Regions from separate parts of the Homo sapiens genome. Here region 1 is linked to region 2. Evidence: chromatin loops called from intact Hi-C (ENCODE). Cell type or tissue: B cell. All regions are shown on one strand. Each heading gives the region's core, and the rest is flanking DNA. Links, peaks and the distances in the headings are about the cores only. Region 1 overlaps NCK2 (NCK adaptor protein 2). Region 2 overlaps NCK2 (NCK adaptor protein 2).

What was found. Hi-C counts contacts between places; a loop is a spot of excess contacts. Peaks named below come from ENCODE experiments on the same cell type or tissue, not always from the same donor. Only the 100,000 strongest peaks of a DNase experiment are listed, where the experiment ranks them.
Region 1: a loop joins it to region 2, with 8 times the contacts of the local background. A loop is called at or near these places in 3 of 110 quality-filtered maps.

Annotation. Positions count from the first base shown.
Region 1 is chr2:105,766,261-105,782,486 of GRCh38, forward strand. The region is part of intron 1 of NCK2 (NCK adaptor protein 2); the gene reads left to right. Among named protein-coding and RNA genes, the nearest start is that of NCK2, 29 kb to the left of the region's middle. RefSeq lists enhancers at 2,973-3,475, 3,476-3,978, 10,265-10,364, 10,425-10,534, 11,645-12,145. In B cell, for the core only: no CTCF peak of the experiment used is centred there; DNase peaks (open chromatin) are centred at 10,221 and 11,031; H3K4me3 peaks cover 855 bases; H3K27ac peaks cover 2,500 bases.
Region 2 is chr2:105,826,721-105,842,946 of GRCh38, forward strand. All of the region lies in intron 2 of NCK2 (NCK adaptor protein 2), which reads left to right. Among named protein-coding and RNA genes, the nearest start is that of NCK2, 90 kb to the left of the region's middle. RefSeq lists an enhancer at 8,448-8,497. In B cell, for the core only: no CTCF peak of the experiment used is centred there; a DNase peak (open chromatin) is centred at 8,441; H3K4me3 peaks cover 942 bases; H3K27ac peaks cover 2,139 bases.

The DNA.
Region 1 (16,226 bases), core at 9,203-11,702, 58 kb before region 2:
GCCTGGAAGGTGGGGAGAACCTGATGTATTTCTTTCTCCTTCTCTCACCTCTTTTAGGTTTTCTTTTTCTTCTTCTATTTAGGAATGGGGCCTTGCTCTGTTGCCCAGGCTGGAGTGCAGTGCCGCCATCATGGCTCACTGTGGCCTCGACCTCCTGAGCTCAAGCAATCCTCCCACCTCAGTCACCTGAGTAGCTGAGACTACAGGCATACACCAGCCCCAGTGAAGTTTTTAATTTTTGTTGTAGAGATGGAGTCTCACTGTGTTGCCTAGGCTGGTCTGAAACCCCTGGCCTTAAGGGATCCTCCCACCTCAGCCTCCCAAAATGTAGGGATTACAGACTTGAGCCACTGTGCCTGGCCTAGGTTTTCTTTTTCTCCACTGCTTTGTATCTGTTGACTTGTCACCTTTCAGGGTAGTCTGTGAGGGAGAATCCTGGCGGGGGCGGGGTCTGCAGGTGAACATCGAACCAGCCCTGGCTCTGTCCCCAGACCTTTCCTTTACTCGGCTATCCCTCCATCTTGTGGGCATGCAGGATTTTCGTTCCCTCCAAACTATTTCCATCTGTAGTGAGTAGTGTTAGTTTGACTTACAAATTAATATTTAAGCCATCAAATTAGTTTAGTAACTGGCTGGAGGCTTCTGGCTCCGTCTTCCTGCTGCCTGTGCAGTGTTGGTGAAACTCAGGAGTGAAGAGAAGATGTGAAGAGACACGCTTGGGAGGAACTCTTCTCACCTGAGGACACCTGCCCAGGTGTGTCACACCTACTCTTATGGTCAGCTACTCGTATGGTCAGCCAGGTTCAGGCCCACACACACCAGTGCTGGGTTCCTGGTGCCTGCTTATCTCTCTGGAGCCAGGGAGGCTCCGACCTGGAAGCCTGGACCCCCGTCTGTGTTTATCTCATAGATACCATTCCATATTCCCAGGTATATGCTTGTAATGTTATTCATGTCACACATACATGTCATGTCATTGAACCAAATGCAATTTGCTGTTAATGTAATACTGCTCGTGACGTGGCCTACTTGGATGTCTGATATGAGCTTAGAAGCCTAACAGGAAGTTCACCTGCAAAATTGGACCCTCCCTATTCCCTTGTTTCCACAATAACCTAGTTAGTATTTTGTGAAAGGTGTTCTTTATAAGTGTTACATTCTGGTGCACTGATGATACAGTAATTGATTTAGGAATATCTGTTACTCTTTGTGGTTACAGTAGAGGTTGGCAAAGTGGCCCATGGACCAAATCCAGTTCACCTGTTTGGGTGTGAATACAGTTTTATTAGAACCCAGCTGGGCTCATTCATTTCCACAGCATCTGTGGCTGCCCCATGTTGCAACAGCAGAATTGAGGAATTGTGACTATGTGGCCCACAAAGCCTGAAATATCAGGCCTTTTCCAGAAGAAGAACCGCAGCCCCTAGTGTGCAGCAAGGAACAGAAATCAGGAGAGCTGCATTGGAGTCCCTGCTTTGTCCCTTTATTGGCGCGAGGTTTGAGGTTTCCGTGCCCGCACCTGGGAAAGGAGGAGGAGGATACCCATTGTCTCAGGGGATTGCTAGCATGAAATTGTGGGACATACTGGGTGGTTCCCAGCACTTAATATGCACTTAATAAATACTAATTCCTTCCCTCTCTATTACTCACATCCCCGGCTCTCATCCTTAAGTAGTTGCTGTCTTTCTACATGTGAAAAATTTGAGACAAAAAAATGGACATCAGTACTTGTGTTTTCAGAAATGAAGACATCTCAAGCAGCACTGTCCAGCAGAAATAGAACATAAGCTGCCAGTGTGTGCTAGATGTGTAACTTCACCTCTCCCAGTAACCACATGAAAAAGGCTACAAATTTTAAGTCTTCTGTAGTCCAACATAACCAAAATATTTCAACATATACTCAAATAATTGCTAATGCCATTCATTTGCTTTCTTTGCCTGTCTGTAGAGTCCAGTGTGTGTTTGCCCTCACAGCAAGACATAGCTGGACTCACCACCCCTTGAGTGCTCAGTGGCCGCGTGTGGCCGGTGGCTGTGTTATCAAACAGGTCTCTGATTCTCTGACACCACCTAGGTGTCCCCTAATTTGGTTCAGTTCTGACACTAGCTTTTCAGGGTTCGTGCCGGCCTCACAAGTTTTGAGGGCTAAGTCCCACAAGACCATCCCCATTTCCGTCACCAGTTGCATGTCCTAAGCCACCTGTACTTCTGATCAACTGGCTGTAAATTGGGGTTCCCATGACCTCACTTCAGGTTCCATAATTTGCCAGGACAACTCACAGAACTCAGAAAGGCACTTTGCTTATTGTTAGTGGTTCCTATAAAGCTAGGTTGTCCAACCCGCGGTCCAGGATGGCTTTGAATACGGCCCAACACAAATACTTAAACTTTCTTAAAACATGATGAGTTTTTTTTGAAATTTTCTTTTTCTCATCAGCTGCAGTTAATGTTAGTGTATTTTATGTATGGCCCAAGATGATTCTTACAGTGTGTGTGGCCCAGGGAAGCCAAAAGATTGGACACCCCTGTTTTAAAGGATGCAACTTAGGAACAGCCCAAAGGAAGTGACACATGGGACGAGGGGTGGGAGTCCCCATGCCCCCTGGGGGAGACACCTCCTAGTGCACCATCCCAATGAGTTCATGACGTGGAGGCTCCCCACATCCCATTTTTCAAGAGTTTTTGCAGCCCAGTCTCCTGGCCCCCCACCCCTCCCAGAGGTTGGGGTGTAGGGGGTGCAGAAAGTTCCCACTCTCTAATCACACGTTTTGTCTTTCTGGCAATGACCAGCTCCCCTCCAGGCTATCTAGGGGCACCCCCCAACCCCACTGGTCACCTCATTAGCATAAGCTCAGGTGTGGTGCACTGGGGCTCTCTATGAATCACTAAGGGCACTCTTGTTGCTCAGTAAATACCAAGGGCTTTAGGAGCTCTATGCCAGAAACCAGGGACCAAGACCAGAGATCTTTTTTATTATCCACCTGGGCAGCCCTGTCAGCCTGCTGCCCCGCCCCACCCCTCCCCTCCCCATCCCCAGCTGGCTGCGCCCTATTTAAAGCCCTCCTCTCAGTAAAACAGCTGATGCGTGCCTATTTTACATTCTTTTCTACCCTGGGTCTGACGAATCATGACTCTCACTGTGCTGGTAACTCCCCCGTTCTTGCTTCTCAGGAAGCAAATGTAGGAAAAATATAGTAACATTTCTAAGGAAGCTTAGAGATACAAAATGTTTAAATGTAGCACAAAAATTGTGACTCTACTTATAATAACGTACAGAAGAATAACTCCACAGTAGAAGTTAGGCATCCATGGCTGCAGGTTTTCTAAGAAATGGGACGTGTGGGTGACCTACTGCACTGCCCACTGCCCTCTGGAGGGAACCATGGGGTAATTAGAGTCATTGGCCAAGAAGGGCCAGGGGTCCACGCAGCTTCCGCCCTGAGGAGTTGCACTGTGCAGTACAGCCAGGCGGCCACAGGAGCCACTGTGGCAGGGAATGCATGTGTCAGTGTGTCAGGCGTGGTCAGTAAAAGGAGTTGTAGAAGGTAAACCGGAGAAAAACTCAGATTTTAATCCCTCGGAGTAATCTTTGGCCTCTCCTCCTTCCGTGTGTGATGTTTCTTTGTTTTTAATTTTTTGACCTTCTGCTTTTTGATTCGGGATTTTGGAGCCAGAATGCCTTGGCCCCGCCATGAGGTCTGACTTGTGCTGGCTACTTTACCCTTGGTGCCTCCATTTCCTTCACTGGAAAATGGGTGATTGTGCAGAGTACAGTGAGTCAAACCATTGAGAGTGGTGCCTGGCACACAGCATTATTTAAGTATTTTTGCACTTAATTTCATGTAACATAAAGCACTAATAAGTAAAAAAAAAAAAAAAAAAGAAAAAGGTATATTGCAACAAGAAAAAGGATGGTGCTGTGGACATGGGGTGTGGTTGCTAAAGGAATTTCTAAGAATCAGACTTCAAAAAAATGTTAATATTCTGGACAGAATTCTTTTCTACAGAATTCTTTGAACTTTAAGAGCATGATTGAAATTTCTGTTACAGTGTGACTCCAGTTAGAGGTAAACTTAGTGGCTCTATCTAATGCTGAGATCTTTTTAAAGGATGATGTTTGCATCTGGCTTTGATCTTTTGAGAGGTAGATTTATGTGTCCTGATTAAAAAGTACAGTGCTTTTCTTACAACTAAGAAGGCCTGAAACTTACTGTAAGGTTGTGTGTGTGTATGCGAATGTGTGTTTACATAACTGATCATATTTAAAATCATTTTCTTAGAAGTAGAAGGCTATAGAATATCTGTCATTTTTAGAGTGTGTAGATATGCTCTAGAAACAGACCACTGATCTGTAAAATGATCAGGTCAGTGATTCGGATTTGATTCTTGTGTGAATCACAGAGTGCTATATTGCCTAGGATATGGATATCGATATTTAGTAATCTGAATTATTTTTCATTATTTTAAACTTAAAGATCTTTAACAGGTCAAGAAAAATAATACTTCTGAAAATGTATTTCTACCCCTTTAAAGTATTTCAGATCCAGGAAGTCATTTTGGGTTAAACAGTTTGGCATTTCAGTTTGCTTATCATTTCAATCTTCAGTGTTTGGCAATTCTGATGTTAATATCATGATTTCTTTTTGTTTGTTTGTTTGTTTTTGCTTTTGTTTTTGTTTTGAGACGGAGTCTCGCTCTGTCGCCCAGGCTGGAGTGCAGTGGTGCGATCTCAGCTCACTGCAAGCTCTGCCTCCCGGGTTCACGCCATTCTCCTGCCTCAGCCTCCCGAGTAGCTGGGACTACAGGCGCCCGCCACCATGCCCAGCTACTTTTTTGTATTTTTAGTAGAGACGGGGTTTCACTCTGTTAGCCAGGATGCTCTCGATCTCCTGACCTCGTGATCCGCCTGCCTTGGCCTCCCAAAGTGCTGGGATTACAGGCGTGAGCCACCGCGCCCCGCCCAATATCACTATTTCTATCCCCTTTTATATTTTCCATTCTGACTTTCTAGTAAAAAAACATGAGGGCTGGCGGGGTGGCTCACGTGTGTAATCCCAGCACTTTGGGAGGCTGAGGCAGGTGGATCACCTGAGGTCAGGAGTTCAAGACCAGCCTGACCAACATAGTGAATCCCCGTTTCTATTAAAAATATAAAAATTAGCTGGGTGTGGTGAGGGCGCCTGTAATCCCAGCTACTTGGGAGGCTGAGTCAGGAGAATCACTTGACCCGAGAGGTGAATGTTGCAGTAAGCCGAGATTGGGCCACTGTACTCCAGCCTGGGCGACAAGAGTGGAACTCCCTCTCAAAAACAGAAAGACCTAATTTAGACAAATATTTCAAGAAGTTTCCCATTGTTTCTAATCATGTCACTTAGGTAGAAAGTAATGTTCTTTTCTTATCAATAGAAGGCAGCTTTTTTAAAGCTGATGTTTCTCAAATAGAGGCTACTGAGATTTGCTTTGAGTTCATAAAGCTTTCTAGAAAAAGCATGTACCTGGGTTGACCGCTACTGGCAGCTTTTTCTAACCATTGTTTTCTTCTGTCTGAAGTAAAAACCCTCTGGTGTGAAAGCTGCCATTCCTTTGTGAGGCCTGCCCATCACTCAGATCTATATTTTTCTCCGCAGCTGTTCCCAGAAGCTTCCTCAGACTGACTTCCTCCCTCCCAGGGCTGTTCCAGGGCCTCATTTTCCACTCCCTCCCAGACACCCTTCAAAATTGGATATTGTCGTCAAAGTGTCCAGGAACTCTTCAGCTCTGAGTCTTTGAGAACTCAGCTTGTAAGCTGCGTCCTGCCTGTGGAACTGCCGATCCTGGCTCAGCCGAGGGCAGTGTCTGAAGGATGGCGGAGGGGGTAGCGTTTGCAGAGGCTGAGAATGCTGTGTTAGCAGTTTCCACCGGTGTCTTCCCAACAGCCTCTCGGAGCCTCCTGGGAACTCTTGATCTCTTTGGCCCTGAGTTTGAGAACCATAGATTTATTTAGACTGTTGATTTTTAACTTTCTCAAGGCTCAGCTCATTATTTGTTTATTCCCAAAGGAGAGCCTTCTGCCCCATGGAATAAACAGCACTAAGCATCCTTCCCATTTGCCTGTGTTTGGTCAGGATAAGAACCTAGAAAAAGGAAAATGTTCCTTTCTTTGTTCCCGGGGAATGTGGGCATAGTCCTGGGTTTCACTTTAGCCCACCTGATGTCCTGCCTTTTAGATAGCTGATCTAGCCTCACAGATGTGCTTCTCCAGAAGTGGCCGGATCTCTGGTCCTCCTCCCTCCGCAGCACTGGGGTCAGCCGCATGTTACTGATGCTGGGTTAAACATTGAGCCAGTACTTGCCTGTCACTGTTGGCTCAGCATGCAGTCATTATTGCAGAGGACATGGGAATAAGTCAATGACAAAAACACTGTGCTTCTGACTTCAGGGAGGCTCAGAGGCATTAGTGACCTCCTACTAGAGTTTTTCCCCGAAACTCTTCTTTCTGGAATTGACTTCTTCTCCCCTCCCATTTTCACAGTGAGTGCAGCTTCCTTTCATCTGGGAACCAGAGTCCTCCCTGTCCTTGCCCTGCATCTAGGTCTCCTGGTCCTTCCTTCACAGTGTGTTCCTGGCGACCTCCCACATCATCCCACGTGTCCACATTTTTTTTTTTTTTTTGAGATGGTCTCCCTTTGTTGCCCAGGCTGGAGTGCAGTGGTGTGATCATGGCTCACTGATGCCTTGAACTCCTGGATTCAAGCAATCCTCCTGCCTCTGCCTCCTTAGTAGCTGGGACTACAGGTGTGTAGCACCCCACTCAGCAAATTTTTTTTTTTTAATTTTTCTGTAGAGACAGGCCCTCACTGTGTTATCCAGGCTGGTCTGTAACTCCTGGCCTCAATCCATCCACCTGCCTCAGCCTCCCAAAGTGTTGGAATTACAGGCATGAGCCACCTACCATCTGGCCGTCACTCACCTTTTTGCCAGTGAGTGCCAAGGATATTTTTCTTTAAGAAACCAACATCAGCAATTGCAGTTGTTTCTCGAATCCTCTAACACTGGCTTAGTCCCCCTTGTCCCTCTCCTTTCCAGCCACCCGCTTGAGGCAGACCTGTCTTCTCGCCGTCTGGTACACGTGCCGGCCTCCATCAGTCCATGCACCTTTGCTCATGCTGGTTTTTCATCCCTGGAATGCCTCCTTGTTTCCCACATGCTCAGCTCAGGGCCATCACCACTGCACCTGGAACCTGCTGGGCAGGTAACTTCAGTGTCATAGAAAGACCCCATGGTGTCTGGCATCTGTGCTTCATACTTCATGTCTTTCCTTCCCCTTCCCCAGTCCTCTGTCAGCACCCAATACCATAGTATCCCTTTGACACTATGGTTCATTTCTTATATGCTAGAGCATCCTGGTTTATGGATATTTTTTCTTTGGAAGACTTGAAGCAGCAGTCACCCACTCAACAACTATTTGAGCACCTACTCTGAGCCAGGTGCTATTTCAGGCCCTGGTGATCCTGCGGTGGAAAAGGAGCACCCAAGTGCTTGCTCCCCTGAGCTTGTGTCTGGCAGGCTGCCTGGAGAATCGGTAGTGGTGTGGACTGTTGTCTTTTGTTCTTATGCAGTGTTTTGGGTAGTCCAGCAGTCTTTTCTTTAACTGTTTTTATTTGCCTTAAACAAGACAAAACCCTCTGTTTATAAGAAAGATGTCAGAGGTACCAAAATGAAGTGTGCATCTGGAAGTCCTCAGGTGGAAGATGTGGATTTTTCCAGCTATCTTTTTTTTTTTTTTTGAGACGGAGTCTCGCCCTGTTGCCCAGGCTGGAGTGCAGTGGCACAATCTTGGCTCACTGCAACCTCTGTCTCCCAGGTTCAAGCAATTCTCATGCCTCAGCTTCCAGAGTAGCTGAGACTACAGGCACGTGCCACCACACCCAGCTAATTTTTGTATTTTTAGTAGAGACAGGTTTTCACCATGTTGGCCAGGCTGGTCTCGAACTCCTGACCTCAAGTTATCCCCCCGCCTCAGTCCTCTAAAGTGCTGGGATTACAGGTGTGAGCCACTGTGCCCAGCCTCCAGCTATCTTAGTAACAGATGTTTTAGGTACCTGAGTCCTCCTCACAGTAGCTGAGCCCTTACAGCAAGCCTTAACTTGGCTGTGTGATGATGGTCTGACTGGTCTGACAGATGCTCAGTATTTTCTGTGTTGGCAAAAATAAAATTGATGTATTGGTCAGAATCTGGTGGCCCTCCCTGTGAATGGACCCCTTGGGCCCTGGTGTGTTGAGCCCCTGGAACAATGTATTTGGGTCCCAGAGTCAGATTTGATCGTCTCAATTTGGGCAGGTGTCCACTGCAGGTCTGGTCATGTGGCTGGGGAAGGCACACACACAACGAACTCTAGACCTGGCTGTTGGGGCCTGTCCACTCTGTGGTGCGGTAGGGAGAGGAGGTGTCAAGTTGTCTGGGGCCTGGATGACGAAATCTGTGTTCCACAAGTACACTCAATTTTTAACTCACGTTTATTTTGTAACTTTTGTGAAGCATTCATTGGACACTGAGTACTGGGTATCATCTATAAAGCCACTTTTCTTTTTGAGTTATGTGTTGAAAGAAATGTGGCTTAATGAGCCGTGTAGATGTACAGCTGAAAAAACGCTTTCTAAAATCATTACCAGTCCAGGCACCGGTGGCTTATGCCTGTAATCCCAGTGCAGGAGGATCAGTTGAGGCCAGGAGCCTGAGGCCAGCCTGGGCTGTATAGCAAGGCCCTGTCTCTACAATGATAATAATAATATAATAATAATAATAATTACCAGATGGATTCATGTAGAAATTGAGTCACACCATGGTGTCTGAATACCTTGTCATCTGATGTTAGCTAAACTTTAGTTTTTAAAAAATAGTAATAAGTGGTATTTGTTGAGGGGTGGTTTTTACGTGTTAGTCATGTTGTAAGTAATTTGCACTGTGTGTGGCATGTGGGTGCCTAATCAATGAGAATTTGCCTGTTTCTTTGTGGATTTTTAATTTTTCATGATGGGAAATTTCAAAATTTAAGAATCCTGAATCCTGGTGTGCCTGTCACTGGACATCAGTAGTTAACTCACCTCATTCCCTTCCCTGATCTCTGGGCTCCCTATTAGATTATTCAGATTCCAGGTAGATAGATAATTATTTTTAACCGAAATTTAGTTTTTAAAATTTAACTTCAGATTGATCTTGTTTGAACTTAATCATTTTTCCTCTGACTTGCTTATTTTTTTCAGTTGTCATTGTAGCACATTGATGTGTTCTTTCTTATCTCCTTTTGGGTTTTAAACATTATTTATGAATTTATGCCTTAACTTAAATTGTCTACAGCTTCTGCTGTAGACAAAGGAGCTGTTTGTTTCATGCAACCTTTCAAGTGAAGAATAATCAGCTAATTACAACTGTTTGAAAATTAGCTTCCTTTTTGTTTGTTTGTTTTTCCTTCCTACCCTGGGAGCCTGGCTGGCATCACTGGGAGCACCACACCTCCCGGTGTGGTGAGCTTGGGAGCTACCTTGATTCACTTGGATTCTTTTAATGTGTATTTGTGTTTTTGTGCACTAATCAGGCTCATTATTTTCTCATCTGTAAATGAGAAACTTGGAATAGCTGGTCATCAAAAAGTTCCTTTTTGATTTTGTGGTTACCAAAACCAAAACAAAGCACCACCACCAACAAAAAAAACAGTGCGAGGGATAATTGTTGACCGTCAGTTGCTTAGGGAGTTAATGACTTCCACCTGGGAAATAATTTGAAAAAATGTCCCCCTTGTATTTTGGTTTGGCCCAATTTGGTGTGGCCTGGAGCATGTCCCTTACTGCAGGCCACCTCTGGGGGTGTGGGTGCGGAGCAGGCCATGCCTGGCTGGGGACCTCCCCTAGGAATCTCAGTGCTCTGCCCTGCCATTCGCTCCCACTTCCTGTACGTTGCTACAGTGTCCTGGGTGGGGACACCCCAACTTCCGTCCCAGCGACAGAAACCGTACATCCTGGGTTTTCTGTAACACTCAGTTTCTTACCTTTTGCCCTTTATTTCTATAAGTCCTCCAAATATCTTAACATTTCAACATCTTCTGGAAGCAGCCAAAGCACGTTTGGGGGAGGGAGTTCAGAACCCCTGTCACCATGCATATACCAGGTGGGCCCATTTGACTGGGACAGGGTGGCCGCCCTCCAGGGTGTACAGTCACCCAGCTGTGGTTGGGGGCTGCTTCCTGTGCCATGCCATCTGCTAGCCTACCCACCCGTGGAGGGCTCCTGCATGCTGCCAGCCTTGGGTTGTCCCCTGGCCTGGCAGGGGACCTCTATGACATTTTGAGCATGATCAGAAAAAGGAACTTGTGGATTTTCTTTTAGGGTTAGCTGGTGAGCAGATGATGCCAGCTAGCAAGCCACCTTCCTCCTCCAGCCAGCCTCCCTCGTTTTAGCTCAGCCATCCCAGCAGGGCTGGACTTAGTCCAGGCTCCGGGCTCCCAGCTCCTGGCTGCAGGGATCTTTAGCAGTCGGACCACACGTGACTATTCGAGGGTACCATAGCCCTCTGGTTTCTTTCTGGTAGTCAGTACTGCTGACCTCACTTTTCAGATAATCTCTGCTCTCCTCTGGCCTTGGGGTTCTTCCTGACCCCTTGGAGCCTCTCTCAGTAAATGGAAACCTCCTAGGGGTTTCATATAGGCAGAATCTAGTATGGGGAGTGGCTTCACGAGAGTGTGAAGGGCTGGACAGCCAAAGGCATCTTCCCCAGAGATCAGAGACTAAGAAAGCTGCCGCTGTCCCTAGGTCTGAAGGGCAAAATGAGGCCTTGAGAGTTCCCAGAGCCTGAGAGCAGGTGCTCTCCTCACTGCTGCTGCCGCCGAGCAGGAATTCTGAGCCCACGGCCCTGCGGCTGTCACTGGGCACTCCACCGATGGCAGCTGGAACCTTCTACTCTCGTCACTGCTGCTTTAGGAACCTGCTGTCCCCATAGCCACGAGCCGGGGTGTTGCGGGGGGGCAACGCTTTGCCCTTCCTCCTGCCTTTTAATGTTGCACCTGGTTGTGTCTTTGACAGAACTTAACCAGAATCCAGCTGGCAAGGGTAGCTTTCAGGTACAGAGGAGGGCTGGGGCAGTCCTCACACCAGGAGGCCACATCTTGCACACAGACTCCTGAGAGTGTGGGTGGAATGAAATGACCCAGTGCTCACCACCTGGCACGGCGTGGGTGGAGAGTGGTAGGTGCTGTGCATTTTCTGTATGGATCAATGGAAATGGGATATTGATAATCATGCGGATTATACCCACACACCAAAATGGAAAAACAAAACAAATGAAAAGTTTAACATGACCTGCTTTGGCCAGTGGAAATGACTATAAATGACTTCAGTTGCAGCTGTTCTCCGGGTAACAGTCTGTGGACACCAATGCGCACAATTCCTATCAAGGTCCTGTGTGTAGAGCCACTGTGGACACTGTGGTTCTCTGGTGCATATGTTGTGGGTGGAGAAGCAGACCACTTGAAGCCCTGGTAGGAACTGTTTGCTCCTGTCAAGCAGGAAACAAACACGTGCATCTTGAAAATGCCGAGCTCCCTTTGCAGTTCTGTGCTCGTATTGAAGAGAGGATCGGTACTGGGGTGACAGCTCACAGGATTCCAGCAGCAGCACCTTGGTTTCGCCTAGCCGTTCAGCCTTTGCCTGTCTTCTTGTCATGGAAAGTTCTTTTGTTTGAGACCTGGACTTTGTGAGTCTCTCCTAGCTCCCTTATTTGCACCTGCCTTTTCTCCTCACCTTCTTCAGCTGTGCTTGGAGGAGCTGCCAAAGTGGCAGTAAAAGAAACCCCATTGAGCTCTGTGAAGTGAGAGAAATTTGTCCTAAGGACAAGATGTGTTGTGAAGGAGATGTTGGCAGGCCTCTGGGACTGGGTCCCGGGCTTAGAGGGGGACTGGGGACCTAGAAAGCCCCCTGCCTCTCAGCTCTATCCCTCTGCACATTACAGACTGGCCGTCCCTATCCCAGCACATGTGGTAGTGACCTTTGCCAACATCCTGGAGGCATGTGTCTCCAGCAGAGGCTGGAGCCTTCAGGATCTGTTCTGTGTTCTAGCCTTGAGGAAAGAGCTGCTTTGGCCCAGTTTGGTCAGCTGCCCACTCTGACCACATCTGCTGACCATCCTCTGTGGCGTGGGAAGTGGTGGTGTGTAAGAACACACCTGCCCTTAACACTGTGTGCATGGGGACCAGGGAAGGGCGGTGATGGCAGAGGGAAGAAGCCCTTGGTTCTGGGCAGCCTCTCCATGGGGATTTGCCGGCAGAGTTAACTCTCACAGAGTAATGCAGGATGCTGGTGGCTGCGTGAACCAAAGGTGCCCCTATTAACTGGAGTTTCTGCACATTCCTCCTTAGGCTGGGAAATCATGCCCTTGTTACTGCACTGGTTATGTGTATCAATTGAGATAATGGTTATTTTTTTCTTCTTTCATTTCTTATTATTTTTGTAGAGACAGGATCTCACTCTCTTGCCCAGGCTGGAGTGCAGTGGTGTGATCATAGCTCGCTGCAGCCTCAAACTTCTGGGTTCCAGTGATCCTCCTGCCTCAGCTTCCCAAGTAGCTAGGACTATAGGCACACACCACTATACCAGGCTAATTGAGATAATGGTTATTTTTTTTTTCAAGAGCTTTAAGAATATGCTTTAAGAATATCTTTTTTAAACTTGGAAATTCAATATTTAAATGTTAAAACAAATAATTGAGAATAATTTTCATTAATAATCCATCATAAGGCTGGGCACAGTGGCTCACACCTGTAGTCCCAGCACTTTGGGAGGCTGAGGCAGGTGGATCACTTGAGGTCATGAGTTTTTGGCCAGCCTGGCCAACATGGTGAAACCCTGTCTCTACTAAAAATACAAAAATTAACTGGGCATGGTGGCACATGCCTGTAGTCCTAGCTACTCTGGAGGCTGAGGCATGAGAATCGCTAGAAACTGGGAGACAGAGGTTGCAGTGAGCCGAGATTGTGCCACTGCACTCCAGCCTGGGCAACAGGGCGAGACTCCGTCTCAAAAAAAAAAAAAAAAAAGAATCCGTCATAAAATGTGTTTATTAAAATCACTCCTGAAGAAAACAGAAAACACCTAGACTTGAGGCTTTTAATCTTTTTTAATTAACTAAAGGGGATACTTTAAGTTGATTGCCATGTGACTGTTATATATAGAGCTTCAGTCTGTCTGAATATGGCTGCATCTCTGCCACCTACCAAGTGGTGGGTGGCTGCGTCCAGCTGAACTTGGCTTCCTGGAGCTGGGTGCAGCCTCCTGGCTGCAGACCTGAAAAGGACTGCCCATTCTTTGTGCTTTACACTTGGCCTTGTGGGCAGATGGAAAGGAGAGCTTGCTCTCCGCCCACGGGAGACGTATGCAGGTGGAGGAGAGGAGGAAAGAGCTTTGATTTTTTTTTTTCCCACTAATCAGCTTTTGAATTGAGCCTCTTGGTCAGACCATGATTTAAAACGCACACTCACATACATATACATAGTAATTCCCTAGCAGAAATGTAGCTTTGTAGAGTCCTCACGTTCTGTATGATGGATTAATTCCCTTAGTTATAGGAAGGAGAAACTGATATGGGGAAAACAGCCTGAATGCCATAGCCTACGAGACCGCCTTCACCCTCTCATTCAGGATAGCGTGTACATATCCACATACTTCACAGCTCAGCGAATTCTCAAGACCTCCTGTGTGTGCTTCCTTGGGTTATTTAATTCAATTCTACTCTTTTCATAAACTACTCTAATTTCCGTTTTTCCAGTTTTGCCTTTACCTTATTCAATGGCATTATTTTAACTGAGCATATTTTGGACGTACTAGAAATGAAGCATATTTCCTTTGTTTTAAAATTTCTGGTTGCAAGATTAATCAAGAATAATAAATATTTATTGTAGAATATTTGGAAGGTTTTTAAAGTGAAATTTCTATTAATAAAACCATTGCTTCTCAGCATCTAGATTAAGTTGGGACCTGATAGTCATAAATATTTAGATGTCTGTCACATTTATTTCCATAATATGGGAGAGAGATATATACACACACACACACACACACACACACACACACACACACATTCATCTAAAGGACACACACACATACTCTCTCCCTTTCTGGCTCTCTCATTTTCGTTTGGTATCTGGGTTAAAATTCTAATGTTCATCCTCAAATCCTGCTTCTCGCTCATGTCCTGTGTCACATCCATATAGATGTTGAATAAAGTGATAACCACATTTTTGTCATCTATACCTGGGCACTATTGAGAGTGGGAGGGGTGCTGTCTGTAATTATGCTGAAACATCAGTCACCAGTCAGAGCCCCTGGTCACTGATGTGGTCTGAATGTGTCCCTCATATGTTGAGATCCTACCCCCCAAGGTGATGGTATTTGGAGGTGGGGCCTTTGGGAGGTGATTAGGTCGTAAGAGGGGAGCGCTTGCAAATGGGATTAATTTCCTTACGGAAGACACCCCAGAGGGCCCCCTCACCCCTTCAGCATGTGAGGACACAGCAAGAAGCCGCCGTGTAGGAACCAGGAAGGAGGCCCTTACCAGACACTGAATTTCCTGGTACTTTGATCTTGGACTTCCAGCTTCCACAACTGTGGGAAATAACTTCCTTTGTTTATAAGCCACCATTCTGTGGTATTTTGTTACAGCCAGCCAAATGGACTACCACAGTCACCCAGCCTTGACTAAGTGACCCTCTCTTTTCTCATTGCCCGAATCTAGATTTTGTCTCTCACCTGGTCGTGGTCTTCCTGTCTTCTTGCTTTCAGATTTTTCTCCCTCCCACCCACCTATTCCGGGGTTGGCTTTCAAAGATACAGATCTAATTGTTTTACTTCTCTTCTTATAAACTATTAGCTTCCCATTTCCTAGAGGTGCCTTTGTGTTGTCAAAGCACCTTTAAAATCTGATCTTTGCTCCACCTTCTACCATTCAGCCCTTGTGAATTTTATGAACATGATTACTCTAGGTATTCCCAAGGGAGCCGTGCACTTTTTACACCTCTGTGCCTTTGCAGGTCCTGTTGCTGACACAGGGGCAGCCTTCTCCCATCTCCGCTTCCACCTCCACCACTCATCCCTTCCCACACTGCAAGACTTGACTAAATGCAATCTCCCTTTTGAAGCCTTCAGGATTCCCCCAGCCAGAACTAGTGACCCTCCTTGGCCTTCTAGTCCATGTACGTCTGTTTCGTAATATTTCTGCACTCATTCCTGGAAGGCAGTACAGCCTAGCAGTTAAGATCTGGTTTGCTGGCATGAATCATGACCTGCCATTGCCATAGTGTGACTTTGGGCTGGCAGAGGTCTTTGTGCATCAGTTTTATTATCTGAAAAATGGAGAAAATAGCAGTCTTGTAAGGTAGTTGTTAGGTTTATAATAAAGAGCAATGCATGAAAAGTACAGAGCCTGTGGCTTGGCAAGTGATAATCCTGCAATTTATGTTGTCTGTGACAGAGCTGTCGCCTCTCCGCAGTACGAAAATTTGTAGACATGTCTGTTTCTCCAGTTGGAATGAGTCTGTGATAAGGACTCTGGCCACGTAGTGATGCTCATTAGGCATTTGCTGAATGAACTGGTATACGTGCATATGTATTCTTCCCTCTTTATTTCTTGCCGTAAATGCTTTTAACTGAAATAGGTACATACAGCTGTCAGTTTCTTGACTATGAAGTTGAGAATGTCCAAGTGAGTCCAAATTACCTGAAAACCTGCGGCCCATCAGGTCCCTCAAGCTGAGGGAGGAGCTCCTAGACAAAGACCTGGTTTCCCAGGTTTGAGGTCCATTCCTTCCTTACTCTGTTCTTACTATGACTGCGGGAAGTTGCTTTTGGGCTTCCGCGAGAGTGGGAGCCTATCACCGATCATCTCTTTCCCCTCTCTTTATAGGAGTAAGGGGACAACCCTCCTGGTCTGGCTGTAGGCAGGCGGGGTGGCCGGGCCCAGGGACTCAGGGTGGCCCTTCCTTCTGGTGTAGATGGATGGATTATCAGGCACATCCTGCTGATGGCTTCCACCAGCCCATGGGGATTAGTGATCTGCCTTCTCTCTCTGCCACCAAAAATCTCCCTAAAACTAGTTCCACTCTCTCCACAGCAGGTGTCAGAGTTGGGTTGATGGCCATTTGAGGACTTGAGAAGAAACAGTCTATATAATGAACGCTCTTTTCTTAAGTATTAAAGTTACTTTA
Region 2 (16,226 bases), core at 7,086-9,585:
CCAAGTAAGTATCCTTTCCTCTGAGCAGCTTCCCTAGCTCCTCTGCCTTATCCTGGCACATTTTAGAGACATTTTATATATGTGTATATATATATATGTATGTGTGTGTATATATATGTTGAAAATAAAAGGATGGAAAAAGATAGACCATGCAAATACTAATCAAAAGAAAGCAGAAATTGTTATATTAATATCAGATAAAGAACTTTTAAAAGTAGAGAGTTACCAGGGACATAAAAGAGTGTTCATCAAGAAGACATAGCATTCTTTTTTATTTTTTATTTTTTATTTTTTTTTGAGATGGAGTCTTGCTCTGTTGCCCAGGCTGGAGTGCAGTGGCACGATCTCGGCTCACTGCAAGCTCTGCCTCCCACGTTCACACCATTCTCCTGCCTCAGCCTCCTGAGTAGCTGGGACTACAGGTGCCTACCACCACGCCCGGCTAATTTTTGGTATTTTTAGTAGAGACGGGGTTTCACCATGTTAGCCAGGATGGTCTCGATCTCCTGACCTCGTGATCTACCCGCCTTGGCCTCCCAAAGTGCTGGGTTTACAGGCGTGAGCCACCGCGCCTGGCTGACATAGCATTCTTAAGTATGCATGCACCAAACAACAGAGCTGTGAAATAAGAAGTAAAAACTGCTAGAACTACAAGGAGAAACAGACATACCCATGATTATACTTGAAGATCTCCATACTCTTCTCAACAGTTGATAGAACAACCACACAGAAAGTACACAGAAAGTCAGCAGGGCTATAGGAACACTCACCACCATCAATTAATATTATCTAATTGACATTTATAACACTCCACCCAAAAGTAGCAGGATACACATTCTTTTTAGGCACCCACAGAGCATTTGCCATGTTAGGGCATGTCCTGGGCCAAAAAACAAACAGTAACAAATTTCAAAGCATTGAAATCATACAGAGTGTCTTCTATCTTTTAATAGAATTTCTTCTTTTTGCTTTAAAATGAGTCTCAAATGGTCACACATATTGTATGATTCCATTTATATAACATTCTCAAAATGACAAAATTACAGAGATAGAGAGCAGGTTAGTGTTTACAAGGGGTTGGTGATGGTTGTCAGAAAGGGAGGTGGGTGTGACTGTACAAGGGATAATGTCAGAGAGATTTCTGTGATGATGAAATAGTCTTGATTGGCATGGTGGTTATAGGAGTTTACACACATGATGAAATGACAGAACCATATATACTCATTATACTAATGTCAGTTTCCTGGTTTCGATATTTTACTGCAGTTATGTAGAATGTAGCCATTAGGAGGAACAAGGTGAAGAGCACAAGGGACCACTCTGCACACCCTTTGGAATTTCCTGTGAACCTATACTTATCTCAAAATTAAAAGTTTAAACTTTTTTAAAAAGAAAAAAATGTTGAAAGATCAACTCATTTCCTCTTTTTATAGTAGTTTGTAGTTTGGGATCTAAGAAGTGTGCAAGCTTACATAGCAGTAGATGAATAAGTCATAAAAGGAAGATGGAAATAGGAGAGGGGCCAGGGAGAATTGGGCACCGTTCAAGATTGCTGAAAATGTTTTTGCTATCAACGAATTTCCCTGTTCCCTGCTTTGGAACAATATGGCCTAACCATATTTTTGTTGTTGTTGTTTTGATATACAATTATAATTCACAATAATTTGCCTGTAATTAATGTTGGTCAAATTTAAAAAATGGCACTGACCACAAGAATACTACAATTAAAGCCCCATGACAGCACACTCACCCACCGCAGATCAGTGTGGAGTGCAGAATTTAAGCATGTGATAGGTAATGACTTTGTCTCGACTCTGAAGTCTAAGAAACAAGGCTGAAAACAGTAGAAGGCTCTGCAAATCATGGCAGCTACTGCAAATGAAATACCTATTTTCATGAATCTAGACACACAAGCACTAACCCTGGGGTCAAGAGACCCAGGAAGAGGTCTCAGCTTGTCTTTGATCACCTATGACATCTTGAGCAGGTCACCACTTCCCCCTTGGGGCTGCTGTAGGAGTGAAATAGGATGCTGCTGTGTTGACCTCTTAGTAAATTAGGCATGCTCTCTACAGGGAAGGACCATCACTCACTCATCTTTTCAACTGTACCCAGTGGCCACTGTCTGAAATGTCTTCTTTTAATAGAAACCATAGCTCTTAGTATGAGCTCACACACTCCATCTCTCTGAGGCTTCCACCTTTCCCAAAATAGGCATTATTTTTATTAGAGCCCAAATGAGCTGATTCTTTATTTCAGACCCCCAGCTCTGAGTGATATAGTTGGATGGAGTAGAGTGCCAGGCCTAGGGGCATAGCCATGCTGACTGGCATTTTGGGGAGGTTCAGCAAGTGCTAGCTAGTGAAGTACTCTTACTGTCCCTTTCTGCTTGGCCTGTATGCTTTCTTTTTAAAATTTCCATTTGTGATATTTGATAGGTACAAAATACGTAGGTGTCATTTATGTACTTTTGGGGCATAATAATAAGACAAATGCCTGTGAACCTACCTCCCAACTTAAAAACTAGAATATTCTCAATACTGTTCTCTACCTCCTCTTTTGCCATTGCCTTTTCCCCCAGAAGTTATTTTAGAACACTTTTAGATTTACAGAAGGCTTATGAAGATAGCCTAAAAAGTTCTCATATATTTAGCATCTAGTTACCCTTATGATGAACTAAAATTGGTCCATTATTAAGTAAGGTCTGTACTTTATTTGGATTTAAAACTTTTTTAACCTAATGTTCATTTTCTGTCCCAGGATTCCATCCAAGATGCCACACTAGTTAGTTGTCATGTCTCTTTGAGCTCTTCTTGGCTGTGACAGTTTCTCAGACTTTCCTTGTTTTGTTGACCTTGACAGTTTTGAGGAGTCGGGTATTTTTTACAAAGTCCCCCAATTGAGAGTTGTCTGATGATTTTCTCGTGAGGGTTTTGGGAGGAAGACCACAGAGGCAACATATCCTACTCATCTCATCACATCAAGAGTCCATTCTGTCAGAATTCTTCACTCCATACTGACTCCCTCTCCCCCTTTCCCTATGTACTCTTTGGAAGGAAGTCTCTGGGTGCACCCCATAGTTAAGGGAGGGGAGTTCACTGCTTCATCTCCTTGAAGATGGAGTGTCTACGTAAGTTATTTAGAGTTATTCTTCCAACAAGATTTGTCTCTTTCACTTATTTACTAGTCATTCATTCTCTTTTTGTTTTTTTGAGTTGATACATTTTGTTTTCTTCACTGGATCTGTTTACTTATTCATTCTAATTGTTCCTATTAATAGGTAAAGAGTGGTATTTTGATACCTGTATATAGTGTGTAATGATCAAATCAGGGTAATTAGCATATTCATTCCCTCAAACATTTATTTTCTGTGTTGGGAACATTCAAAATCCTCTCTTCTAGTTATTTTAAAGTCACCCTACAGTGCTATCAAACACTAGAACTTATTCCTCCTATCTAGCTGTAATTTTGAATCCAGTTAACCAACCTTTTCCTATTCCTCCCTCTCCCCACCCTTCCCCACCTCTAGTAACCTCTATTCTATTCTCTACTTTTATGCATCAGCTTTTGTAGCTCCCACGTGAGTGAGAACTCTGGTATTTATCTTTCTTTGCCTGACTTATTTCATGTAATATAATAACATTATCCAGGCTTATCCATGTTGCCATGAGTGACAAGTGACAGAATTTTATTTTTTTTCTGGCTGAATAGTATTCCACTGTGTATATGTACCACATTTTCTTTATCCATTAATCTGTTAATGGACACTTAGGTTGATTACATATCTTGGCTATTGTGAATAGTGCTGCAGTTAACATGGGAGTGCAGCTGTCACATCAATATACTCATTTCCTTTTCTGTGGGTAAATGCCCAGCAGTGGGATTGCTAGATCATTTGCACCAATGGTAAATTAGTGTTCCTCTTTGTTTGCATCCTTGCCAGGAATTTGGTGTGTGTGTGTGTGTGTGTGTGTGTGTGTGTGTGTGTGTGTGTGTTTGGTCTGATAATACCATTCTCATTGAGATGATACCTTATTGTGGCTTTGATTTGCATTTCTCTGATGATTAGTGATATTGAGCATTTTTTTTGCTATACTTATTGGCCATTTGTATATCTTCTTTTGAGAAATGTTTATTCAGATCCTTTGATCATTTTTAAAACCAGATTATTTGGTCATTTTTAAAACCAGATTATTTGGGTTTTTCTTTTTGTTTTGCTGTTGAGTTTTTGAATTCCTTGAATATTTTGGATAATAAATAGTCCCTTATTGGATGAATAGTTTGCAAATACTTTCCCCTATTCCAGAGTGTCTCTTCATTTGATTATTTCCTTTGCTGTGCAAAAGCTTTTTAGTTTGATATAGTCCCATTTGTCTATGTTTGCTTTTGTTGCCTCTGCTGTTGAAGTCTTAACTATAAAATGAAAAGATATCTCATATTCATGGATTAGAAGAATTATAATATTGTTAAAATGACTATAGTACCTAAAGTGATCTATACATTCAGTGCAATCCCTATCAAAATACAATGATATTTTTCACAGAAATGGAAAAGACAGTCCTAAGATTTGTAGGAAACCGCAAAAGAACCCTGAATAGCCAAAGCAATATTGAGCAAAAAGAACAAAGCTGGAGGCACATGGTGCTTGACTGGAAAATACGCTACAAAGCTACCAAATAAGCATGATATCTTTTTTTTTTTTTTGTCTTTTTGATAATATCATTCTATGCTGTAAAATCTTTGCCCAGACCAATGTCCTAATGTATTTCCCCTATATTTTCTTCTAGTAGGTTTATAGTTTGGGGGCTTACATTTAAGTCTTTAATCAATTTTGAGTAAATTTTTGTATGTAGTGAAAGATAGGGACCTAGTTTTATTCTTCTGCATATGGATATCCGGTTTTCCTACCACCATTTATTGAAGAGGCTCTCCTTTTCCCTAATCTATGTTCTTGACACCTTTGTTGAAAATTATTTGGCTGTGAATACATGGATTTATTTCTGGGTTCTCTATTCTGTTCCCTTTGTCGATGTGTCTGTTTTTATGCCAATACGATGCTGTTTTGATTACTATAGCTTGTAGTATATTTTGAAGTCATGTGGTGTGATGCCTCAAACTTTGTTCTTTTTGCTCAGTATTTCTTTGGCTATTTGAGGTCTTTTGTGGTTGCATACAAATTTTAGGATTTCTTTTTCTATTTCTGTGAAAAAGTCACTGATATATTGATAGGGATCACATTGAAAATGTAGATTGCTTTGGATGTAATGGTCATTAACATGGGATATCTTTTCATTTGTTTATGTCCTCTTCAATTTCTTTTATCGGTATTTTGTAGTTTTTAATGTAGACATCTTTCACTTTCTTGGTTAAATTTGTTCTTAGGTATTTGGCTTTTTTTCTTTTATTTTTAGCTATTATAAACGAGATTGGTTTCTTTATTTCATTTTCAGCTAGTTTGTTATTGGTATATAGAAGAAACACTACTGATTTTTGTATGTTGATTTTAGTATCCTGCAATTTCACCGGATCTGTTTACCAATTCTACAGTATTTTGCTGGAATTTTCCGTTTTCTTTTCCAGTATGACTGCTTTTTCTTTTTCTTGCATAATTGCTTTGGCTAGGATTATAAACAATACATTGAATAAGAGTCGTGAAGGAATAGGCATTCTTATATTTTTCCAGTTGTTAGAGGAAAAGTTTTCAGCTTTTGCCTATTCAGTATGATGTTAGCTGTGCATCTGTCGTTAAGGCTCGTATTACCTAATTTGTTCAGAGTTGTTATGAAGGAATACTGAATTTTATCAAAATGGTTTTCTACATTTATCGAGATGATCATATGGTTTTTGTTCTTCATTTTGTTGATGTGATGTATCACATTTATTGATTTGCATTTGTTGACCACATCCTTGCATTTCTGGAATGTGTCCCACTTGATCATGGTGTATTGTCTTTTTGATATGCTGTTGGATTTACTTTGCCAGTATTTTTTTTTTTTTTGAGGATTTTTGCATCTATGTTCATCAGGCACATTGGCCTGTAGTTTTTGTTGTTGTTGTGTCCTTGTCTGTTTCAGGTGTCAGGATAATACTGGCCTCTTAGAGTGAGTTAGGAAGAATTCTCTTCTCTTTTTTTTTTTTATTTTGTTTCGTTTCGTTTTTGTTTCGTTTTGTTTTGTTTTTTGGAATAGTTTGAAAAGAATTGGTGTTAGTTTGTCTTTATAAGTTTGGAAAAATTCAGCACTAAGGCCATCCAGTCCTGGTCTTTTCTTTGTTGGGAGACTTTTTTTTTTTTTTTTTAAATGGATTCAGTCTTGTTGCTCATTATTAGTTTGTTCAGGTCTCCCCTCCCCTCCCCTCTTTTTTCTTTTCTTTTTCTTCTTTTCTTTTTTTTGAGACAAAGTCTCACTGTTGTTGCCCAGGCTGGAGTGTAGTGGCGTGATCTCTGCTCACTGCAACTTCCATCTCCCGGATTCAAACGATTTTCCTGCCTCAATCTCCCGAGTAGCTGGGATTCCAGGCATGCAGCACCATGCCTGGCTAATTCTTTTGTACTTTTACTAGAGATGAGCTTTCACCTTGTTGGCCAGGCTGATCTCGAACTCCGGGCCTCAGGTGATCCACCCACTTCCCAAAGTGCTGGGATTACAGGTGTGAGCCACTGCACCCAGCCAGGTTTTCTATTTCTTTCTGCTTCATTGTCAGCAAGTTATGTGTGTCTAAGAATTTACTTGTTTTCCTTGGGTTTTCTAAGTTATTGGTGTATCATTGTTCATATTAGTCTCTAATGATCTTTTATATTTCTGTGGTAACTTGTAAAATGTCTTCTGATATTATTTATTTGATATTCTGATATTATTTATTTGGCTTTTCTGTTTTTCATAGTCTAGATAATTGGCAATTTTCATATTTTTAAATAAACAACTTTTTATTTAATTGATTTTTTGCATTTTTTTGGCCTCTTTTGTTCAGTTCTCTGGTCTTTATTATTTCTTTCTACTAATTTTGGGTTTGGTTTGTTCTCACTTTTCTAGCATCTTGATCTTTCTACTTTTTTGATGTGGGCATTTATTGCTATAAACATCCCTCTTAGCACTGCTTTTGATGTATCCCACAGTTTTTGGTATACTGTGTTTCCATTTTTATGTTGTTTCAGATTTTTTATTTCCTTCTTAATTTCTTCATTGACTCATTGTTCATTCAAGAGCAACTTGTTTAATTTGCATATATTTATACAATTTCCAAAGTTGTTATTGATTTTTAGTTTTATTCTATTGTGTTCTGAGATAATACCTGACTTTGATTTATAAAAATTTCTTATGACTTCGTTTATGACCAAACATACTGTAAATCCTAGAGAATGTCCCATGTGCTGATGAAAGGGTGTATATTCTGTAGCTGTTAGATGAAATTTTCTGTAAATGTCTGTTAGGTGAGTTTGATACATAGTGCAGTTTAAGTCTGATGCTTCTTTGTTGATTTTCTGCCTGGATGATCTGTCCAGTGTTTGTAGTGGGGTGTTGAAGCCCCCAACTGTTGTTCTATTGGGGTCTATCTCTCTCTTTAGCTCTAATAATATTTGCTTATATATGTGGGTGCCCTGTTCTTGGGTACATATATATTTACAATTGTTATGTCTTTTTGAATTCACTCCTTTATCATTACGTAATGACTTTCTTTGCCACTTTATGTTTTTTGACTTAAAGTCTATTTTATCTAAATTATATTTTGTCTGGTATAAGTATAGCTACTCTTGCTTACTTTTGGTTTTCATTTCTGTGGAAGATTTTTTTTTCATCCTTTCCCTTCCAGTCTCTGTGTGTCTTTATAGGTAATGTTTTTTGTAAGCAGCATATAGTTAGGTGGTGTTTTTTAATCCATCTGTCCAGTCTATATCTTTTAATTGGGAAATTTAATTCATTTACATTAAAGGGTTTTTTTTTCAATTTTAATTTTTTTATTTTTTTAGAGACAAGGTCTCGTTCTCTTACTGAAGCTAGAGTGCAGTGGCATGATCATAGCTCCCTGTAGCCTTGAACTGTTGGGTTTAAGTGACTGCCCCCCTGCTTCAGCCTCCCGGGTAGCTGGGCCTACAGGTAGATGTGTGCTACCATGTCTGGCTAAATTTTATTTTTATTTTTGTAGAGATGGGGTCTCATTGTATTGCCCAGGCTGGTCTTGAACTCCTGGGCTCAAGCAATCCTCCCATCCCAGCCTCCAAAAGTACTGGGATTACAAGCATGATCCACTATGCCTAGCCCTACATTCAAGGTTGTTATTGAGAGATGAAGGCAAACTCTTGTAACTATGTTAAGTATTTTCTGGTTGCTTTGTATATCCTTTGTTTCTTTCTTCCTCTCATTGTTTTTCTTTGTGGTTTGCTGGTTTTCTTCAGTGGTAATATTTGATTCCTTTCACTTCCTCATTTATGTTTTCGCACTACCAGTGAGTTTTATACTTTTGTGTGTTTCCATGATGGCAGATATCATTCTTTTGCTTCCAAATGTAGGGTTTCCTTAAGCATTCCTCATAGGGCCAGTCTACTGGTGATGAATTCCTCCAATTTTTGCTTGTCTGGGAAAGACTTTTATTTCTTCTTCCTTTTTGAAGGATAGCTTTGCTGGGTATAGTATTCTTGGCTGGTTTTATATATATATACATATATATACACATATATATATATATATACGTGTATATATATATATATTTTTTTTTTGGTCAGCATTTTGAATATATCATAGTGAACTCTCCTGGCCTGTAAGGTTTCTGCTGAGAAATCTGCTGTTATTTTGATGAGGATTCTGTTTTATTTTACTTGATGTTTTTCTCCTGCTGTTTTCAGACTTCTCACTTTGTCTTACTTTTGACAGTTGAACTGCAATGTGCCTTGGAGAGGACTTTCTTAGGTTGAATATATTTAAGGATCTTAGAGTTTCCTGGATCTGGATTCTTTCTCCCACAAAGGGAAGTTTCCTGCTATTACTTTATTAAAGAGGGTTTCTATGCTTTTCTCCATCTCTCCTCCATTTAGAAATCCCAAAATATGAATATATGTTTGCTTAATAGGATCCCACATGTCAGGTAGGCTTTCTTCATTCTTTTTTATTCTTTTTTTCTGAATTCTGGTTTGACTAGGATATTTCAAAAGACCTGTCTCTATGTTCAGAAATTCTTTCTTCTGCTTGATCTAGTCTCTTTTTGAGGCTCTCAATTTTTTTATTTAATTCATTTAATTATTCAGTTCCAAGACTTTTTGTGATAAATATCTCTGTTGAATTTCTCCATGAATTCTCATGAATTGTTTTTCTGATTTCGTTGAATTTTCCATGTTCCCATGTATCTCACTGAGTTTCCTTAAGATCATTATTTTAGATTCTTTTTTAGGCATTTTATGGATTTCCTTTTCTTTGTTCTGTTATTAGAGAATTACTGTGTTTCTTTGGAGGTTTTATTGTTTCCTTGCTTTTTCGTGTTTCTTGTATCTGTACGTTGATATCTGCACTGTTAGCGAAATAGTTTCTTTTTTTCAGTTTCATGGAGTATCTTTCATAGGGAACAGAGTTTTTTGTAGATGTATGCTATAGTATCATTTGGGTAGGATGCTTTGGGTTTGATTCTGGGTGAGCGTAAAAGTGTAGTCTTCGTATGATTTCTTGGACTGTAATCACTGTCAGTGGTGTCTGCAAGTGCCTCAGTGGCTTAAGCTGAAGTTGGTTTTGGAGGCGTGGTGTGGCTTTACTGAAAACAAGGACAGTGGGTGGGCTGGTTTTCAGGCCTCCAGGCTGCGTATGTGGCAGCTTACTGCTGGAGGGAGCAAAGTTGTTGGTGGAGGTAGTAGCAGGCCCCATGCAGTCAGCTTTCAGGCTCTGGGGAGACTGTGCATTGGCTCCCTTTGTTCTAGGGGAAGCCTTCCTTCTGTGCTGGACCACCTGTTCTACAGGGTGTAGGATGCTGCTTGGGTTCAGGTGTTGGGATTAGAGCTGCACTGCTGGGTCCAGCTGGTATCAAAACACTGCAGCTCTTTGGGTGGATACGGTGAGATGTTGACAGGACCCCAGGGATGTGGAGATGCTGGGGCCCCTAGGAGGATGCACTCTAGTGTGAATCCAGTCTCCAAATGGTGCCTTGCTGCAGCAGCCTGGGACTCAGGGAGTAGGGGCTACCCAGCATGAATGGTCTTTCTAGAGTAAAACAACTGCATGGATGCCAGGTACCTCCCTTTATGGGGCTCAAGGCCTATGATGGCTCTGGCTAAGATTGTAGGCATCTGTGGTGTGAATGTGGTCTGCTGTGGACCTTTAGCTTACTTTTTCCTATAACAGGGAGTCCCCCTTGGCTCTGAGTCAGTCCTGGCTGGCTGCTTTTCTTTCCTCTGTGCTGCCATCCTGAGCTTCTGTCCCTCGGAGGGTCTTGTTGCTTCTTTGCTGAATTCCAGTGTTCTCCCTTGGACATTTTACTTGCTGTGTGGTTATCTATTGTTTTAGTTCTTTGTGGATGAGGTGATTGCTGGGTGTGTCTCTAGTAGGCCATCTTAATGACGTCAAGCTCCTTGATTTTTAACGTTAGTTTTACCACATATGTAAGTCTAAACTACATTGTTTAATTTTGCTTGTTTTAGGGCTTTATGAAAATGGATCTATGTAGTATGCAGTCCTTTGACTTCCCCAACGCCTCCCCAATTGCATATTGTTTCTCCAAGTCATCTGTGTGATTGTGTGGGGAGTGGTGATTTCTTGGTTTTCACTTTCTTGGTATGATAGTGAATCATGTGACTATACCACCTATGTATCTTCCCTCCATCAGGGTTATTTTCTCTTCTTTAACTGTCATAAGCAGTACTGCCCTGAGCACTGTGCATGTCCCTGAGGCACAGTGCAAGAGTTTCTGTACTGCATATAAGTAGAAGTGGAGCTGCTGCCTTGTACGTATGTCAGTATTCTGCATTACAAGATAAGCCCACATTGGTTCCAAAGTAGTGATTCTGTTTTACTTTGTCCAGCACATGATGTGTATTCCCATTGATTTTCAACCTTCCTAACACATTATCAACCTTTTTCATTTTTACCCATCTACTATAAAATGGGATCGTATTGTGGTCTCAGATTATGAATGAACTTGAGTTATTTTTATGTTTATTCACCATTTGTGCTACCTGTCCTTGCAATGACTGTGTATTTTGCCTGCTGCCTAATTGAGTTATTGGTCTTTTTGTTGTTGAATTGTAGGAGTTCTTATATATTCAACACCAGTCCTGTACGATTATATGTGCTGTTTCCAACAGTTTCTTTACAAGTATATTTAATCCTATTTTGATCTATGAAAATCAATAATTCCTACATGAGAATTCACTGTTAAGCCAGACTTTCTGTTTAACTAGAACAGTCCTTTTTTTTTTTGTACCAGCAATAGATAACCACTATTTATAAACCTTAGCATTTTCAAGTCACAAGAAAATCTTGTGTTCTCACAGCTGTGCCGAAAGGGCTATATGCATTTTGTTTTGTTTCAATGTTCAGCAGCATATTTTAAAATTAAATTTTGGAGTTGATAAAGATAAATGCAAATTTTTAAATGCTGGAATTTTATTAAAATGTTTTTTTTTTTTTGGCCAGGTAACTAGTCTTAGACAATTGCCTTCTCAGTCATTTAATGAGCTTTCCTAAACTTTATCTTTCATTATCTGTGGCTGCACTAATCATTTGCTAAAAAGAATTGGAAGATTCACTCTTTATTACTGATCTGTATTTCATGAATATTTATGTATACTCCCTGTACTTTCACCCTTTTACCAAAGTAGCTGAATAATATAAAATTTAAATTTTTTAATGGAATTATTTTATGGCTCCCATATGAATAAAAGACCCCTTATTATGTAGAATAACAATGAATATATCAAGAAGTGGGATTGTTTTAAATGAAGCACCTTAAATTTGAATCCACATGCAAGGTAGGGCCTCAGTGTAGGATGGAATAGTTTGTAGGCATCTTGTATCTGTGTGTCTACTGTGGTGATGGAGACCATCAACACCTACTGATGGAGGCCGACCGTAGGCCTTTCATCCACTCTCTCTTTCACATGTTTGCTGAGTATATATATGCATGCTAGGCACCCATCTAAGTCTTGGCTTACAAAGGGACAAAGTCCTTGTCTTCAAGGAGTTAAGTGCAGTCAGAGAAAATAAACGATAAATAAATTAAAATGTGTGTGAAGTAATGGTAAGGGCCATGGAAAAAGAGAAAACAGAAGAAAGGAATGGAGAGTGGTGCGGCAGCTATTTTATATGAGGTGGGGCAGGTTTGGCTTGGCAGAGAATTGGATGGAATCAGAGAAGGAATATGAGAGAGGCAGGGAGAGCAAGGGAGGGGACATTTGAATGGCGGCTTGAACAAAGTAACAGAACAAAGAGTCCTGCAGAGAGCTGGGGAAGAGCATTCCAATGCGAAGACCCCAAGGTGAGAATCAGAGTTTGGAAAAACTGCCCAGGGTCAAGGTCTTTTAGGCTTTGGTGCAGCTTTGGATTTGGTTCTGTTTGGGTGGGAAGCTGCACTGGGGTTTGCAGAGAGGACTGACACAAATACCTTTAGTTTTTAAAGTTCCCCAAAGCGAGTGCCAGGAGGGTAGAACAGAGAGACTGGTAGACTGGAGAGGTGCTGTTGGTCTGGAGTGAAGTGCATGGGAGAGAAGGGGTGGATCTGAGGCATATTTTGAAGGCAAGTCTGTGGGGTTTGCTGCTGGAAAGAATGGGGAGTGAGAGACAAGAGCTTGAGGGATGAGTCTCAGATTGGGGGCTGGGTCAGCCCACTTAATGGTTGTCTAATACCCACTTACTCAGAAGGGCAGACTGCGGGAGGCACAGGAGGTAGTTTGTTTATTTGATTGGTTTCCTTTTGTTTTTCATGGGGAGAATGAAGAGCTTAGTTTTAGACGTGAGATTTGAAGTGCATGTTAGACATCCAGATGCAGATGTTCACCAGGTAGCTGGGTGCAGGAGTCTGGCATTTGGGGATAGAGCAGGGTGGAGACCAACATTTGGCAGCAACAGATGGATGACACTCAAAGCCAAGAGGGCGGATGGAGGGGAGGCTCCTAGACGGCCTGGCTACCCCTCCATCTTTAGTTCAGAAGCACAAGTAGAGTGAGCCAGAAAACTAAGAAGGAAGGGTCAGCAAGGGACAGGCAGCAGGGCTGTGTGATCTCCGCGCAGCTGGTGGACGGTGTGTTTCCCAGAAAGGCTGGTCAGCAGTGTCTGCTGTAGTGGACATGCAGGTAACAAGAGGACCTTTGGATCTGGCAGTATGGTAGGGACAAAAGCCAATTAGTGGAGGCTCAAAGATCAGGTTGGGGAGGAAGTGGAGATGGCAAGAGGAGACAGCTTCTGGTAGAGTATCCCCTCTATAAAGGAGAGTTGGTGGGGTTAGGGGCAAGGGAATGTAATCACAATATGGAGGAGAATTTAGCATGTCTTATGCTAAATGAGATGATCCAGAAAGACACAGTAGCTCCAGGGAATAATTATAGGAGCAGGTTCCTTCCAGAGGTGGGATTCAGTCCACGGAGGAGGACAGGCCTCAGAGAGGCACCCAGACAGCTCACCCCTGTAACACGTGGGACACATGGAGATGTTTTCTTCCGATTGCCTGAATTTCTGTTAATGAAATAAGGAGGGCAAGTGAAAAAATATGCAGTTTCTCCTACTCTACTCTACTCTCACAACACACTTCTGTCAGCAAATGTCTGGGTATCTCTCCCCAACAGCAAGTAAGCAGTTGCTTCTGCAGCAGATGCCACTGAAGGTCTGCTAATTTAATTCAGCTCTGACACTGTTGACCTGGAGACAGCATCAGTCCCATAGTTTGGGGACTCAGTCCTCAAGACTGCCCCTCCACCCCCACTTCAGATGCCAGTTGCACGTCCCAGGTTGTTTTAACCAGTAATTCTGGCTATAAACTGGGGTTCCCATGTTGCCTTCCTCAGGTTCAATTAATTTGCTAGAGCAGCACACAGAACTCAGGGAAACACATTTACTGTGTTTTGTAAGGGAAAATAAAAAATCTCAGGACCTCCTGCTAAACTGCTTATGCAAAAGGGTGGCTTAGGCCCAGAGGCTGAATCTTGCATCCCCCTTTTCCTAATGAACAGCTGTTACCACCATTATGCATCAGCCAGGTCCCCACGGAAAGGTAAAAGGCCGTGGGCATCTGAAAGGCTGCCCCCACAGATCATTCTTAAGTAAATCCTTTCCTGGCTTCCCAGAAACAAGGACAGACCAGTTGTAACTTTAGGTCAGTAATTGAGGTCTACCTTCTAATTCTCCACACTGATAGTGTGGATTACAAGCTTATCTTCCCAGGTGCAGAACAAGTCCAGACTCATTTCTTCCACCTACCCAGAGATGACTGCATAATTGTCTCTTCCGACATTCACTTTATCTGATGTAAAATGTAGATTTACTGGGCACTAACCAAAGTCTCACAGGCATGTAACCTTTTCGCCTTAACCGCCAACCTACCTTCCCCTACTTTAAGGAAATGTCTAAATACTAAACTTGAAAACCTCTTTGGAAAAACAGATGGCTCTGTGGCTTATGTTTTTTCCCTCGAAAAGCCCTAAAGTTGGCTTAATAAACTTCTGTGATTGAATGTCTACCTCAGTCACTCATTTTGGGTGTCACTATAAAGGATATTTTTAAGGATACAGATGTAGAGGTGTAGGTAGGGTGAGGTACAGGGGAAGGGGCACGGAGCTTCCATGCCTTCTCCAGGAACCTCCCCGTGTTCAGATATCTGGAAGCCCATCTGAACCCTGTCTTTTTGGGTTTTTATGGAAGCTTCATTGCATAGGCATGACTGGTTAAACCCTTGGCCATGGATAATCAACTTGACCTCAGCCCCTCTCCCCTTCTTGGAGGGTGGAGGGTGGGGTTGAAAGTCCCAACCCTCTAATCCTGCCTTGGTCTTTCTGGTGACCAACCCCATCCTGAAGCTGCCTAGGGGCTGCCAGCCACCAGTCACCTCATTTGCATACAAAAAGACACTTACATTTGAGGCTAAGCCAGGAAATGGGAAGATGACCAAATGTGTTTTATACGGTATCATAGAAGGTCATTCATCAACTGAGGCTACAGAAAGGGGAGGAGATATTAGAGGATGGAAAAGAAAGATATTAATAGACCCTTCAGAGAGGGGAAGGGAGCTCGCTTAGAAAATGGAGTTAAGTTGCCAGGAGGCACCAAGAGTCCACTTGAGGCCAGAGATCAGAAATGTAAAATGGCACTAGCTGCCCTGGGGCAGGTGTGAAGTAGGTGAGAGTTAGATTTAAGCAGACCTGAGATGTGGTGAAGGGAAAGTAGTAATAGTATTTGTGGGGGTTTTTTTCTTTTTTTTTTTGAGCCGGAGTTTCTCTCGTTTCCCAGGCTGGAGTGCAATGGCGCGACCTCGGCTCACTGCAACCTCTGCCTCCCGGTTTCAAGTGATTCTCCTGCCTCAGCCTCCCAAGTAGCTAGGATTAAAGGATGCACCACCATGCCAGCTAACTTTTTTGTATTTTTAGTAGAGACAGGGTTTCGCCATGTTGGTCAGGCTAGTCTTGAACTCCTGACCTCAGGTGATCTACCTGCCTCAGCCTCTCAAAGTGTTGGGATTACAGGCGTGAGCCACTGCACCCAGCTTGTTTTTTTCTCATAAAAAGTGTAGAAATCCTAAACACTGAGGAAAGTTTGTAACATTTTTTCCTATATACACCAATACTTAATGAAAATATATACATTAAAAAAATAAAAATCTGAATCATATTATACATATGCTTTATGACTGTGTTGTCTGCCCTGCTATCAGAGTTGTTTAAATTTCCCCTTGGTCCTTTTGGCAGTGACATCTGACTCTTGAGTTATAGCCACTGAGATCTCTCTAAGTGCTCTTGACTCTTGACTTGTGTCATTATGTTTTGTTGCCCCTAAGTCAAGGGTACAAGTAATTATACATGGAATTGGTGTGAAGTACTCACAGCAAAGACTGCAGGTGGGCTCTGGGAGGCCTGACTGGGTTGGGGACAGTGAATGCAGAGGTGGGGACGGGACCCAGCCCGTGGCAGGAGAGGGCGGCTGTGGTTTTGGAGGAATGAGTTTTCAGGGGGGTGGACGCTGTGAGAAATATGATAGGCAACCAGTGGGTGGTGGGGTGGGGGGGTTCTTACTGCTTGCCATTGCTTAGCAGGAGGGACAGTCTAGTGG